Linked DNA regions of Homo sapiens: all the other regions are linked to region 4. Evidence: chromatin contacts called from ENCODE Hi-C or POLR2A ChIA-PET data. All regions are on one chromosome and are shown on one strand. Each heading gives the region's core, a stretch centred on a gene start or an enhancer-like site at or near the end of the contact. The rest is flanking DNA. Distances are from core to core; before and after follow the strand shown.

Region 1 (2,700 bases), core at 54-2,553, 640 kb before region 4:
GACGAGGCAGAAGATGCCATAGGGATCCTCAGACAGCTTCTGCAAGATGGGAAGGACAAACGCTGCTGTCTTCCCACTGCCTGTCTTAGCACAGCCCAAGCAGTCTCGACCTGGGTTGGGGACAAAGCAGCATCAACACCCTCCATGTGTGGACAGCTGGGTTTCAGAGACCTTGCCCAGGACACACTGCCAGTGAGTGGCAGGCTGGACTGGAACCCATATCCATTTGACCCGAGATGCCCACAGCTTCCTACCACCTCGTTCTAACTCCGTCCAGGAGCACGTGAATTTGGGGAATCCAGAATTCCCTTCCCTCATATGCATCTTGTGCTCCCTGTTGACCCCTTCATTTGTTTATTTAATCCCTGACTTATCACATCTTAGGCTTCCTGTGGGCCTCTCTTTAATGGCGAAACTGGGTTGGGCTAGAGGAGCAGAGAGAAGACCTTCTCCTAGAGGAGCAATCACAGGACCAAGGAGTCCTGGATCTACCAGCAATTTTGACAGCCTCAACTTCTATTTGTAAAATAAAGATAGCAGTACCAGGTCTGCAGGATTTTGCGATACTATCGGACTAGTCATCCATCAAACCCTCCCTGTGCTGAGACTATGAAAATTTCAGAGATTACATCACTTGCGTACGAACACAAAGCGAGTCAGTCATGCAACCTAAATGCCAACACTGTCCAGTCGTCCTCCGGAACCCCGGATCTCCTGTAACGCCCGAGGTTGCCCCTCGCCTCGTGGGACCGGAATAAGCAAAGGTTGCGAGAAGGGAAAGGAGTCGAGAGGAGCGGAGAGGCCTCTTGGGGAAGGCCCTGGGCCATACTCACCCTCCAGGATGGCGGGGATGCAGCCGAGCTGCACGGGCGTGGGCTGCTTCAAACCCAGCTGCCGACATTGTTCCACGAGCCACGATGACAGCCCGAGCTCCGCGAAGCCTGCCATCCTTGTGGCCGCTTGTAGGGGCCCCTTGTAGGGGCCCGTGTGATCCGCGCTTCCGGCGCGCGCCGACGACGTCACGAGAAAAATCTTCCTGTTTATTGGATCTGCCTCCTGCGTGGTCCCACCCTCTCCAGCTCCCTCAGCCTATTCCCAGCCTCGACCGCATCCTTATCATGTTTCCCCGGATCCCATTGGCTTGCAGAAACACACTACAATTCCCGAGATGCTCTCCGTGACGCACTTACGCCTTCCGCCCCCTTGCATATTATTGTGGAGCTTCCCATTGGCTTACTTCGCCGCCGCTCGGAAAAAGTAAACTACATTTCCTAGCGTGCCCGTGTCTTGCTTCCGGCTGACGTGTCTTTCAGGAAGAGGAGCTGGTGAGAAGACAGCGAAATGGCGCCTCCGGCCCCCGGCCCGGCCTCCGGCGGCTCCGGGGAGGTAGACGAGCTGTTCGACGTAAAGAACGCCTTCTACATCGGCAGCTACCAGCAGTGCATAAACGAGGCGCAGCGGGTGAAGGTGCGGCCGCGCAGGGGCGCGGGGACGCTGGGGGCGGAGGCGGAGGACGCTTTCTGGTGGCCGCGAGCCGCGTTCTGCGTCTAAAAACTTTCTCTTTTCTTCTCGCGTTTTTTGGGCCACCTCTTCCACAGTTCAGTGAGGAGTAGTCACTGTCCCGTGACAGAACCCAGAGCAGTAACAGTTTACGGTACTGCTCACTCGTACAGCGTTCTCTCTGCGCCCTTGAAAGTGTTTTGAGTAAGGGAGGTGTTTATGCCACTGTAGTGACAATAAGCCTATTTTGTTCAGCCATACCTTCAGTTCCCGTGAGATGGAGACTGTTGCTTATCCTCATTTTACGGATGAGAACCCTAAAGTTCAGAGAAGGACGTTTCCCTGCCCAACCAGCCTGGTTATTTCTCCCAGAGCTTACCCATTCATTCATTCATTCTTCATTGAGCACTTTTTTGGACGGGCACTGTATTCCGCTGGACTCAGAATGATAAACACAGTTTCCCAGCGCAGTGGCTCAAACGCCTGTAATTCTGGCGCTTTGGGAGGCCGAGGCGGGCAGATCGCATGCGCCCAGGAGTTCGAGACCAGCTTGGGCAACGTGGAGAAACCATGAGTCTACCAAAAATTAGCCGGGCGTGGTGGCGGGCACTTGTAATCTCAGCTACCGGGAGGCTGAGACAGGAGAATCGCTTCAACCCGGAGGCCGAGGTTGCAGTGAACCGAGATCGCGCCACTGCACTCCAGCCTGGGTGACAAAGTTGTAAGAATTAAAGAGGAAAGAAACACGAAAGGTGGCTTGCCAGTCAAGACAGGTTTATTTTAGAGAAAACAAACCTGAGAGGCGCCTTCTGGCGGAGTTGGGTCAGAGTAACACTCTTTTACAGACTAAGAGTTTTTAAGGATTCAGGGTCGGAGAGTTTATCAGAGGCTTGAACTGCTTCTGTGTCTCTTCGTTGTGCTTATCTGGGAGGGAGAGTTGTGTGTCTGTTCCCATACATCTTTCTTTTTTCTTTTCTTTTCTTTTCTTTTTTTTTTTTTTTTGAGATGGAGACTCGCGCTGTTGCCAGGCTGGAGTGCAGTGGCGTGATCTCGGCTCACTGCAACCTCCGCCCCCAGGTTCAAGCAATTCTCCTTTCTCAGCCTCTCGAGTAGCTGGGATTACAGGCGCGCGCCACCATGGCCCGGCTAATTTTTGTATTTTTAGTAGAGACGGGGTTTCACCATGTTGGCCAGGATGGT
Region 2 (2,700 bases), core at 81-2,580, 730 kb after region 4:
CTTCAGAGACAAACCCAAAAAGAGAATTATATTAATACGCTCATTTTCTTTTCTTTTTCTTTTTTTAGAGGCAGGTCTTACTCTGTAGCCCAGGCTGGAGTGCAGTGGTGCAATCATAGGTCACTGCAGCCTCGAACTCCTGGGCTCAAGCGATTCTCCTGCGTCAGCCTCCTGAATAGCTGGGACTACAGGCACACACCACCGCACCTGGCTAATTTTTGTATTTTTTTTCTAGAGACGGGGTTTTGCCATGTTGGCAAGGCTGGTGTCGAACTCCTGAGCTCAAGTGACCCGCTTACCTTGGCCTCCCAAATTGCTAGGATTACTGCGTGAGCCACTGCACCCGGACCCATTTTCCATTTGAGAAAACTGAGGCAGGGAGTGAGAAGTCACCAGTCAAAGGTTTCTTCAGAGCTCTGCCCCATTCCCTACCAAGAAAGCATCCACTTCCTCCTGGGCCATCTGGTCCTGGACTCCACCCACGCCGGTCTGAGGGCAGGGGTTTGACTGGGGCCTGGAGCCAGGCTGAGTTCAAGCTTAAGGGCAGCAGCCGGCACAGAAAGGCTTGCTGTTAGATGTGGCCTCTGGCAACGCCCCAGTGGGGGCTCTGGGCTCCGTCCTTTGGAGGTGTACGTGCCCCAGAGGGAGTTAGAGCCCCAGTTAGTGAGGCCGGAGCTGCCCTAGTAGGGTCCAGCAGGCAGAAGCGGTGCCCAGCCCACCCCAAAGGAGCCAGCAGGAGGAACTCGGTCCCGCTTGTGTTGTGGGGAGGGCTGTGTCTGGCCCCATGGGAGGACAGCAGGCAGGGGGCACGCGTGGACCCGTCCCGATGGGGGCAGCGGGCAGGGGCATGCGTAGAACCGTCCCGATGGGGGTAGCGAGCAGGAAGCACGCGCGGACCCGCCCAGAAGAGGACAGCGGGCAGGGGCTCGCGTGGACCCACCCCTATGGGGACAGCAAGCAGGGGCTCGCGTGACCCGCCTGATGGGGACAGCGGGCTCGACTCACCATAGCGCCGTGCGCTCCCGCGGGTGCCGCAGCCGCTCGAGTGCGCCCAGCGTGGTGGGCAACGCGTGGGCCGCGTTTCGCGCCAACAGCGCGATGAGCACGCGCGGCGCCTGCAGGGGCGACTCCGGGCTCCAGCGCTCCTCGGGGAAGTAGGCGTCGGCGCCCGGCGGGGCCCCCGGCGGCAGTGGCGCCAGCAGCAGAAGCAGCAGCGCCAGGAGCGGCTGCCCGCGCCGCCGGCCCGCGCGTGGGGCCGCCGCCATCGCGCCACGCGTCTCCTTTAAGTCGTTTTTCTGCGGGAGGACTCTGGCCGCGCCTTAAAGGGGTCATAGGGGCCCCGCCCGGCCGCGCGCCTTAAAGGGGAGGAGCGCGCCGGGCGTGAAGTCCAGGCCCCGCCTCCAGACGCTCTCCGAGTCCCAAGGCCCGGAGTGACGTCACCTGCAGCCCTACCCAGGACGCCCCGCCCCCGCACCGATCTTAAAGGCACATAGCGCTCGGAGCGCGTGGAAGGGATGTTAGGGGTAGCGTTAGGGTTAGGAACCCGCGCTTCCTCCAGGCGCCTCCTACCACTGAGACCTCCGCCAGATGCGCCGCCCAATTTCCCCATGTATAAAACCCGGGCTGTGCCACCAGGCGGACTTGGCTACTTAGGACCTGGTTTGGGACCCAAGAGACCTTAGCCTCAGTTTCCTCTGCTGCAACGTGGGTTTTGCCATCCTGGTTTTGGATCTCACAGGGATGTCATTGAGGGTTGTGGAGAATAAAGGTCATGACGTCCACAGACCTGGCGTCACATTCAGTCCCCGCCTTGGGCTTGCTATATGTGAGCCTCAGTCTGTCCATCTATAAAATGAGATCATAGAGACCCTATAGGGTTGGCGTGAAAATAGAGCCAGGGCATGATAATGGACCGTTCTGGGCACAAGCTCTTCCAGAGACAAGGGCCATGTTTTCATGGAAACGCTGTCAAGGGATTGTTTTCCAATACTCTAGAGCCGCATTTTCAAATTGATTGACTTAGTATCACACTTTTTTTTTTTTTTTTTTGAGACGGAGTCTGGCTTTGTTGCCCGGGCTGGAGTGCAGTGGTGCAACATAGCAAGACCGTGCCTCTATTTTTAAAAACAATAAAAACTTTAAAAAATACATCTGAACATTATTATTATTATTATTATTATTTTCTTTTTTTTTTTTTTTGAGACAGCGTCTCACTCCATTGCCCCGGCTAGAGTACAGTGGCGCGATCTCGGCTCACTGCAACCTCCGCCTCCCGGGTTCAAGCGATTCTCCTGCTTCAGCCTCCTGAGTAGCTGGGACTACAGGCACGCGCCACCACGCCCGGCTAATTTTTGTTTATAGTAGAGATGGGGTTTCACCATATTGGCCAGGCTGGTCTCGAACTCCTGACCTCCTGATCCGCCCACCTCAGCCTCCCAAAGTGCTGGGATTACAGGCGTGAGCCACCGCGCCCAGCTTATTATTATTTTCACAGAGAGGGTCTTACTCTGTGGCTCAGGCTAGAGTGCAGTGGCATGATCACATGATCATGGCTCACTGCAGCCTCAACCTCCTGGGCTCAACTGATCCTCCTGCCTCAGCCTCCCAAGTAGCTGGGACTACAAGTGCACTCAACCACGCCCAGCTAATTTTTAAATTTTTTGTAGAGATGGAGTCTCGCTATGTTGCCCCGGCTGTTCT
Region 3 (2,700 bases), core at 30-2,529, 810 kb after region 4:
AACAACCAAGGAGCCGGGGGCAGGGGGCCATGGCATGCAGAAGGGGTGAGTTTTAGAAAGTTCAGAACCAGTCAACTTACGGTGGGATCTTTCCCATCTCCACACCCTCTGTGCCCTCCTTACAATGGGTTCAGTCCCTCTTGCTACTCCATCTTACAAGGAGCTGTGAAGGTGTTGAGCCCTGCCCCGCTAGCCGGCGCTCACCTGCTCCCACGTGGTGCTGTTCCTGAGGTCTGCTCTGATAGAAGCCCCCAGCAATGCCTGTTTCATCCCAGAAGGACCCCCAACGGCTCGTTTGAGCAAGTCCCTCAGAGACACCGCAAAAACCCTCCAAGGATCCTTGCACAGGACACCAGAATCTGCCCCCCTAGCATGAATCCAGTGTCCCAGTCTCCAGAAGAGACCCCCCAAACAAGTCCTGGAATACACAGCAGCCTCCCGACACACTCCGAACAACTCCCAAACCCAAAGTCCCACACAGACCCCAAAATCTCAAACAGTGCCCCAGCTGTAAACGATCCCGAGGAAACTCACACCTTCAGAAACCCGGGAAGTCCTTTATAGAGCAGCTCGCTCATCCCTCAGAGAAAGCCCTAGATAGACCCAAAGTGTCTTGGCAACCCCCCAGAGACTATCTATTGGGTCGTCCCTGTGAGCCCCGGTGACCTACTGGAGAGCCCCCTGAAGTCTCTCACAGTTATCACGGCTCCAAAAAGACCCCCACACCGCCACGGATTTCCAGTCAGCCCCAGCTCCCTGGAATTTCCACCAGTTGCCCAAAGACCCCCAAATTGCCCCCCAAATCCCCTGAGATCATCTCCTAAGCAGCCTGCAACGCCCGAAGCACCTTAGAGGCTACTCATCTTCCTCGAGAAATCCTTAAAGTGTCCCCTGTAGCCCCCTCAGAGACCCCCAACTGGTCACCCTCTCAGGCCCCGCCCCCGCCCAGCCCTCGGCCCAGCCCCGCCCCCAACCTACAAAGCACCCTCAGCTCTCCGGACCCTCCAAGCCGTCCCCGCAACCCAGCCCTGCACCGTGCGCCCCCAGAGCCCTCAGCCCCGCCCCCAGCCCTGGACGGATCCCGGCAACACTCACAAGAGGTCTCGCCTCGCGGTCTTGCAGACGATGCGCAGGAAGCGCCAGCCGCCGCTGCCCACGTACACGCCGAGCGCCGCTGCCGCGCTCCAGGTCCACGGCAGCCCCAGCAGCCACAACAGCGCCAGCGAGACCACCGAGGCCGCGCCCGCACCCGGAGCCCGCATCCTGGGGAAGCAGAGAGAGCTGAGGCCGCGGGCCGCTCCAGCCCCGCCCCACGACCCGCTCCGCCCCACGACCGCCCCCGCCTCTACAGCGAGCCGCGCCCCCAGGCCTCGGCTCTGCGCCCCCCGCGAGTCCGGGAACGCGCTCCGAGTCAGACTCCGCCCCCAGGCCTGGGATTGGTCAACTCCTCAGGCCAGGCATCGCCCCTTTCCAGGCTTTTACACCCGCCCGCTAACTAGGAACCAGACCAGGGCCCCAGGCCTGGGATTGGCCAGGTCCTGGCCAGGCTCCGCCCCCGGACCCTGGGTCCGCTCTATTCCATATTTTTGAGCCCATCCTTCCCTGCCAATCTTACAACAGTCCCCGCCCCCAGAGCCAGCATGTCCACCTTGTCGGTCACTGTCAGGCCTCGCCACATGCCTTCATCTAGCCTCTATCCTCGATCCCCGAATTACCCTTCACGTCCTGTCCCCTTTCCTCCTGGTCCTGCCTCTACCCCGTGGCCTTTTCACCACTCACTGGGCCCCGCCCTTAGGTTATGCTTCTAGCCCAGCCCACAGGTACAAGCCCTCTCCCCGAGTCCCGCCCCTCTCAGCCAGGCCCCACCCCCTAGGTTAGACATATGCCTCCCCACCCCCCCGCAATAAGCACACGCCCCACCCTCCCGAAACTAGAGCCCTCCCCAATCCGTTCAAGCCCCACCCCAGTTCCGGGCCTAGCCCAAGTTCCCAGGCTCAGGTTCTATCCTGGCCACGGGCCCCGCCCTCAGGCTTTGGCTCGGTCGCCACCTCCTGGGTTTCACTCCGGCCCCCCTAGGACCTAGGCCCCGCCCCTCTTCCCTCCTGTCTACTTCGAAGCCCCTCAGCCCGCAGAGCCGAGGCCGGCCGTCTTCCAGAAGCCACGACCATAGAGAGGCAACCGGACCGGAGAGGCGACGGCCAAAGAGACATGGGTGCTAGAACGGCCCGCCAGGGTCGTCCGCTGTCTCCATGACAACCAAGCCTTGCCCCACCCCCTCTCCTTTTAGGAAACACACGTGTCCTGCAGCCTTGGGGCGTGGCTCGCAAGATATCAGGACCCGAGCCCTAGTTGGCGTGCAGGATCTCTACCCCGGGGGACCAAAAATATCCCAGTCCACACCCACGGCCCGCGCGGGCTGTATTCTTGCTCCAGCTTGTCCTAAATCCAAGCCCCAAAGCCTCTTTCGGTCTTAAAAACACGTTCCAGGGCCCGGGGGAGTGCTCAACTCACACCATTGGGGCCTCAGAAGTCTCTAACTGTAAACACCGCCGCGGTCTTAACACGTGTGATTCAAGGACACAGCTAATTCTTAATCCATGTCCCGAAGCCTTGTCGGTTAAGTCTCACCGTCACACCCCAGGATCCCAGGGAGGACAAAATCCACACGCCAGGTCCCCATCCTTCCTAGAAGCACCTACA
Region 4 (2,700 bases), core at 108-2,607:
TGAAGACACATCTTTGCACTGGGGGAAGGGAGTACCAAGCAGAGAGCATAGCACGTGCAAAGGCCCAGAGGTACGATTAGTCCTGCAACTGGGAGGCCAAGGATCAGAGAGAGTGAGGGGAAGGAGGTCAGGGAAAGGAGGGTGTGGGCTCCATTCAGACAGAGGTGGGGAGCTGGAGGGGTGCATGCAGAGGCTGTAGGTCAGATCCAGATGTCCTAAGGATCCCTTGTGAGTATTGGTGGGGTGGGTCCATCTCTCCTCCCTCACACCCCCTTCCCAGCCAGTCTTAATAGTGGCTCATTAAGCCCTAACAGCCATGATAGTGGTAACAAGCATGTAATAATTATACCCGGCATTCCTGCCTCATCAGCCCAGCCCCTGGAGTTGGGCACCCTCGCCCAGGACATCACAGCCCTGGCAGACCTGGGGTTAAAACGTGGGCGGCGGAAGGAAGGGGCTGCGCAGGGGCCTGGACTCCCAGGTTCTAGGGTTCTAAGGGTGGACAAGAGCTCAGGCCTAGTCACAGCCCGGGCCCTGCTGTGACTCCTAGCTAACTCTCGGGGGATGGTCACTCCACCTCTCTGAGCCCAGTTTCCCATCTGTAAAGGCAGGAAGTAGGACTCCTGGTTCTAGAACGCACTCAGTGAAAATGATCAGGATCCAAGCGCTTTCAGCAACTTCTGGCGACCCTCCTCTCCCCTCCCGTCTCTTCCTGAGCAATCACACGCGGGGTGGAGGGAGGGAGGGAAGGAAGGAGGGAGGGTGAGGAACGCAGACCTCCCCACACCCCCGGCGAGCCCCCGGACACAGCCCCACCAGGCCTCCAGCCCCGTATCCGCACAAAGCCTCTCCAGAAGGCGCGCTAGGGGAGGCCCTGGCGGCACAGCAGAGCAGGAGGCGCCAAGGAGTTATTTAGCCATGCGGGACCCCATCCCCCTCCAGTCCCCGGAGGCCGGCACCGCCCCCGCCCCCGCCCCCGCCCGGCCGGGGCCCCACGCGCGGACACGGGGCGGGGCCTCGGGGCGGGCGGGCGCCTGGTGGCCCGGGCCCATCACGCCACCCGGGACGTGCCTTGGCGGAGGCGGCGCCGGGGAGATCGGTCGTACACAGCGGTCCCGGGGCGGGGTGACCCGGCCCGGGCGCGCGGCCGCCCCCATGACGTCAACCCACAAGGCAGCGCGCTGTTGTGGCGTTTACCGCGCGTCGCCGGGGCAACGGCGGCCGGGCGGGCGTCGGCGGCTTGGCCCCGCCCCTCCATGCAAATGAGCGACGTCACCCGCACCCAATGGCGAACGGGGGCGGTGAGCTCATCGCGCCGAGCCGAGGCTATAAGAGGGCGCACAAGTGGCGCGGCGCAGGAGCCGCCGCCAGTGGAGGGCCGGGCGCTGCGGCCGCGGCCGGGGCGGGCGCAGGGCCGAGCGGACGGGGGGGCGCGGGCCCCCCGGGAGGCCGCGGCCACTCCCCCCCGGGCCGGCGCGGCGGGGGAGGCGGAGGATGGAAACACCCTTCTACGGCGATGAGGCGCTGAGCGGCCTGGGCGGCGGCGCCAGTGGCAGCGGCGGCAGCTTCGCGTCCCCGGGCCGCTTGTTCCCCGGGGCGCCCCCGACGGCCGCGGCCGGCAGCATGATGAAGAAGGACGCGCTGACGCTGAGCCTGAGTGAGCAGGTGGCGGCAGCGCTCAAGCCTGCGGCCGCGCCGCCTCCTACCCCCCTGCGCGCCGACGGCGCCCCCAGCGCGGCACCCCCCGACGGCCTGCTCGCCTCTCCCGACCTGGGGCTGCTGAAGCTGGCCTCCCCCGAGCTCGAGCGCCTCATCATCCAGTCCAACGGGCTGGTCACCACCACGCCGACGAGCTCACAGTTCCTCTACCCCAAGGTGGCGGCCAGCGAGGAGCAGGAGTTCGCCGAGGGCTTCGTCAAGGCCCTGGAGGATTTACACAAGCAGAACCAGCTCGGCGCGGGCGCGGCCGCTGCCGCCGCCGCCGCCGCCGCCGGGGGGCCCTCGGGCACGGCCACGGGCTCCGCGCCCCCCGGCGAGCTGGCCCCGGCGGCGGCCGCGCCCGAAGCGCCTGTCTACGCGAACCTGAGCAGCTACGCGGGCGGCGCCGGGGGCGCGGGGGGCGCCGCGACGGTCGCCTTCGCTGCCGAACCTGTGCCCTTCCCGCCGCCGCCACCCCCAGGCGCGTTGGGGCCGCCGCGCCTGGCTGCGCTCAAGGACGAGCCACAGACGGTGCCCGACGTGCCGAGCTTCGGCGAGAGCCCGCCGTTGTCGCCCATCGACATGGACACGCAGGAGCGCATCAAGGCGGAGCGCAAGCGGCTGCGCAACCGCATCGCCGCCTCCAAGTGCCGCAAGCGCAAGCTGGAGCGCATCTCGCGCCTGGAAGAGAAAGTGAAGACCCTCAAGAGTCAGAACACGGAGCTGGCGTCCACGGCGAGCCTGCTGCGCGAGCAGGTGGCGCAGCTCAAGCAGAAAGTCCTCAGCCACGTCAACAGCGGCTGCCAGCTGCTGCCCCAGCACCAGGTGCCCGCGTACTGAGTCCGCGCGCGGGGCGCATGCGCGGCCACCCTCCCCAAGGGGCGGGCTCGCGGGGGGGTGTCGTGGGCGCCCCGGACTTGGAGAGGGTGCGGCCCTGGGGACCCCCCCTCCCCGAGTGTGCCCAGGAACTCAGAGAGGGCGCGGCCCCCGGGGATTCCCCCC
Region 5 (2,700 bases), core at 114-2,613, 540 kb after region 4:
TGGGGGAATCAATATAAACATATTGACATATAAACATATAAACAAGTAAGAGTCTGCTAGGGCTATGGATTAAAAGGAAATACAACAGGAAGATGTGCTGGTGGACAGGACGACACTTTATTTATTTATTTATTTATTTATTTATTTATTTATTTATTTATTTTGAGATGAAGTCTCGCTTTTGTCCCCCAGCCTGGAGTGCAATGGTGCGATCTCGGCTCACTGCAACCTCCATCTCCCGAGTTCAAGTGATTCTCCTGCCTCAGTCCCCTGAGTAGCTGGCATTACAAGCGCCCGCCACCACGTCCAGCTAGTTTTTGTATTTTTAGTAGAGACGGGGTTTCACCATGTTGGCCAGGCTGGTCTCAAACTCCTGACCTCAGGTGTTCCCAAAGTGCTAAGATTACAGGCGTTGAGCCGCTGCGCCCGGCCTTATTTATTTATTTTGAGACAGTCTCACTTTGTTGCCCAGGCCATCTCAGCTCACTGCAACCTTCACCTCCCAGGTTCAAGCGATTCTCCTGCCTTATCCTCTCGAGTAGCTGGGATTACAGGCACCCACCACCACGCCCGAATAATTTTTTTTTTTTTTTTTTGAGACGGAGTTTTGCTTTTGTCGCCCAGGCTGGAGTGCAGTGACGCGATCTCGGGTAACTGCAACCTCTGCCTCCCGGGTTCAAGTGATTCTCCTGCCTCAGGCTCCAGAGTAGCTGGGATTACAGGCGTGTGCCACCACGCCCCGCTAACCAGGTTGGTCAGGCTGGTCTCGAACTCCTGACCTCAGGTGAGCCACCCACCTCACCCTCCCAAAGCGCTAGGATGACAGGAGTGAGACACTGCATCCGGCCCTAATTTTTGTATTTTTAGTAGAGACGGGGTGTGACTATGTTGGCCAGGCTGTTCTCAAACTCCCGACTTCTGGTGATCCGCCTGCCTCAGCTTCCCAAAGTGCTGGGATGACAGGCGTAAGCCACCATGCCTGGCCAGGACACTTTTAAGAGAGGGAGTCAGGAAGGGTCCAGGCAGTGGACTAAGAGGTAGCAAGGAGGGCTACCTGGAGGAGGTACCATACCAGGCAGGGCTCCACCACGCCCTGCCCCATCACTGCCTCTCTCTGGGAAGAGCTGACATCTTCCCAGAAATGAGCTCTGGCCACGCCCCACCAGGACCTGGCACCCCCACCCCCACCCCTCTTCCACTGGCGGGCCTCTCCCAAGTCCACTTTAAGCCCGCTTCCCCTGCGTCTCCCCTCCCCCAGGGCCCCATGGGATTTGGTCCCAGCTGCTCAGTGAGGCCTCCAGGCAGCTGCCTCCCACACTCTTCCCCCTTTGCGGGGGCGTCAATGTCACCCTTCTCTCAGTTCCTCCAGCAAACCAGGCCTTTGCCTCTGCCGGTCCCTCCTCCAGGAGCACCCTTCCCCTTCCCTAATAAGGCTCACCCTTTTGCATCCTTGGGAAGCCTCCTTTAACCCCCAAGGCGGCAGCGCTAAAAGGCTTCCTCTGAGCCCTCGGGGTGCGCGTGCCACCTCCCCACACCTCACACCATGGGCTGTTGCTTCTTTGTGTTTCACTCGCCCACCTGACACTGTTTGCCCAGTGGGAGGAACTTCCAACAGTTTTTGTTTTTATTTTGTTTTGAGACAGAATCTTGCTCTGTTGCCCAGGCTGGAGTGCAGTGGTGCGATCTCAGCTTACTGCAACCTCTGCCTCCCAGGTTCAAGCAATTCTTCTGCCACAGAGTAGCTGGGATTACAAGACGTGCACCAGCACACCTGGCTAATTTTTGTATTTTTAGTAGAGATGGGGTTTCTCCATGTTGGCCAGGCTGATCTTGAACTCCTGACCTCAAGTGATGCGTCTGCCTCGGCCTCCCAAAGTGCTGGGATTACAGGCATGAGCCACTGCACCTGGCCTAAAAAGCTTTTTTGAGAGTCAACTGGCAAGGAGACAGTAGGCGAAGTTCAAATCTGTCTCTTCAAGCTGGAGCTTGGGGGCAGGTTTCATAGGCAGAGGGTTATCATGGGAGAGATACGGAAATGCAATGGGGGTGATATGACTGCATCACGTGCAGGGGCGATGATGTGTTTTTGGTGCTCAAGTCCACACTGCAGTAAACAAGGCACCGCCCTCCCCCTTTTATTTTTTGAGACAGGGTCTTGCTCTGTTGCCCAGGCTAGAGTGCAATGGCGAAATCACAGCTATCTGTAGCCTCAACCTCCGGAAGCTCAAGTGATCTTCCCACCCCAGCCTCCCAAGTAGCTGGGACTACAGGCGTATGTTACAACACACAGCTAATTTTTGTATCTTTTGTAGACGGGGTCTCACTATGTTGCCCAGGCTAGTCTCCAATTCCTGGGCATGAGACACCACACCCAGCTTTCTCTTTTTAATTTGGTCCCCATTCCTTTTTTTTTTTTTGAGATGGAGCCTCGCTCTGTCACCCAGGCTGGATCTCAGTGACGGTGGGATCTCAGCTCACTGCAATCTCTACTTCCTGGGTTCAAGCAACTCTCCCTGCCTCAGCCTCCTGAGTAGCTGGGATTACAGGTGCGCACCACCATGCCCCGTTAGTTTCTTTTGTATTTTTAGTAGAGACGGTTTCACCATGTTGGCCAGGCTCGAACTCCTGACCTCAGGTGATCCGTCTGCCTGGGCCTCCCAAAGTGCTGGGATTACAGGCATGAGTCACCACGCCCAGCAT

Evidence for each region. A loop is a pair of places that touch in the nucleus more often than their neighbours do. ChIA-PET counts read pairs that join two places held with the same protein, here RNA polymerase II (POLR2A). Pooled maps may share reads with other maps.
Region 1: a pooled map shows a loop between it and region 4 (9-fold over the local background). The contact joins the promoter of COPE here to the promoter of JUND in region 4. A Hi-C loop is called at or near these places in 1 of 37 single-sample maps with no recorded cell type and 10 of 50 pooled maps. POLR2A ChIA-PET finds 5 or more read pairs at or near these places in 7 of 52 experiments (AG04450, CD4-positive, alpha-beta T cell, CD8-positive, alpha-beta T cell and 4 more).
Region 2: a loop to region 4 is called in a pooled map, with 5 times the contacts of the local background. The contact joins the promoter of COLGALT1 here to the promoter of JUND in region 4. A Hi-C loop is called at or near these places in 2 of 50 pooled maps. POLR2A ChIA-PET finds 5 or more read pairs at or near these places in 2 of 52 experiments (MCF 10A and endothelial cell of umbilical vein).
Region 3: a loop to region 4 is called in a pooled map, with 5 times the contacts of the local background. The contact joins the promoter of SLC27A1 here to the promoter of JUND in region 4. A Hi-C loop is called at or near these places in 1 of 50 pooled maps. POLR2A ChIA-PET finds 5 or more read pairs at or near these places in 2 of 52 experiments (K562 and PC-3).
Region 5: a pooled map shows a loop between it and region 4 (6-fold over the local background). The contact joins the enhancer-like site here to the promoter of JUND in region 4. A Hi-C loop is called at or near these places in 6 of 50 pooled maps. POLR2A ChIA-PET finds 5 or more read pairs at or near these places in 7 of 52 experiments (AG04449, CD4-positive, alpha-beta memory T cell, Caco-2 and 4 more).

The regions. Positions count from the first base shown.
Region 1 is chr19:18,917,990-18,920,689 of GRCh38, reverse strand. COPE (coat protein complex I subunit epsilon) reads left to right here and starts at 1,303. Exons shown (of 10, transcript NM_007263.4): 1 at 1,303-1,467. The coding sequence starts at 1,342. DDX49 (DEAD-box helicase 49) reads right to left here and starts at 975. Exons shown (of 13, transcript NM_019070.5): 1 at 834-975; 2 at 1-110. The coding sequence starts at 948. RefSeq lists enhancers at 701-1,300, 2,203-2,700 and a silencer at 1,381-1,570.
Region 2 is chr19:17,554,279-17,556,978 of GRCh38, reverse strand. It overlaps COLGALT1 (collagen beta(1-O)galactosyltransferase 1), which reads right to left and starts at 1,330. Exons shown (of 12, transcript NM_024656.4): 1 at 1,006-1,330. The coding sequence starts at 1,265. It also overlaps a transcript of NIBAN3 not described here. RefSeq lists a silencer at 1,163-1,252.
Region 3 is chr19:17,469,103-17,471,802 of GRCh38, reverse strand. SLC27A1 (solute carrier family 27 member 1) reads right to left here and starts at 1,279. Exons shown (of 12, transcript NM_198580.3): 1 at 1,096-1,279. The coding sequence starts at 1,262. RefSeq lists enhancers at 162-663, 2,085-2,214 and a silencer at 1,205-1,334.
Region 4 is chr19:18,280,279-18,282,978 of GRCh38, reverse strand. JUND (JunD proto-oncogene, AP-1 transcription factor subunit) reads left to right here and starts at 1,357. Exons shown (of 1, transcript NM_005354.6): 1 at 1,357-2,700. The coding sequence starts at 1,495. The coding sequence ends at 2,538. MIR3188 (microRNA 3188) reads right to left here and starts at 902; the gene lies at 818-902. LOC124904652 (a long non-coding RNA gene) reads right to left here and starts at 887. Exons shown (of 2, transcript XR_007067154.1): 1 at 1-887. RefSeq lists silencers at 879-1,878, 2,459-2,700 and an enhancer at 1,372-2,223.
Region 5 is chr19:17,738,039-17,740,738 of GRCh38, reverse strand. All of the region lies in intron 3 of FCHO1-AS1 (FCHO1 antisense RNA 1), which reads left to right. Among named protein-coding and RNA genes, the nearest start is that of FCHO1-AS1, 12 kb to the left of the region's middle. RefSeq lists an enhancer at 1,376-1,876. Within about 2 kb of position 1,363, at least 5 of the 41 ENCODE cell types and tissues checked have a DNase peak (open chromatin) inside an H3K27ac peak, as active enhancers do.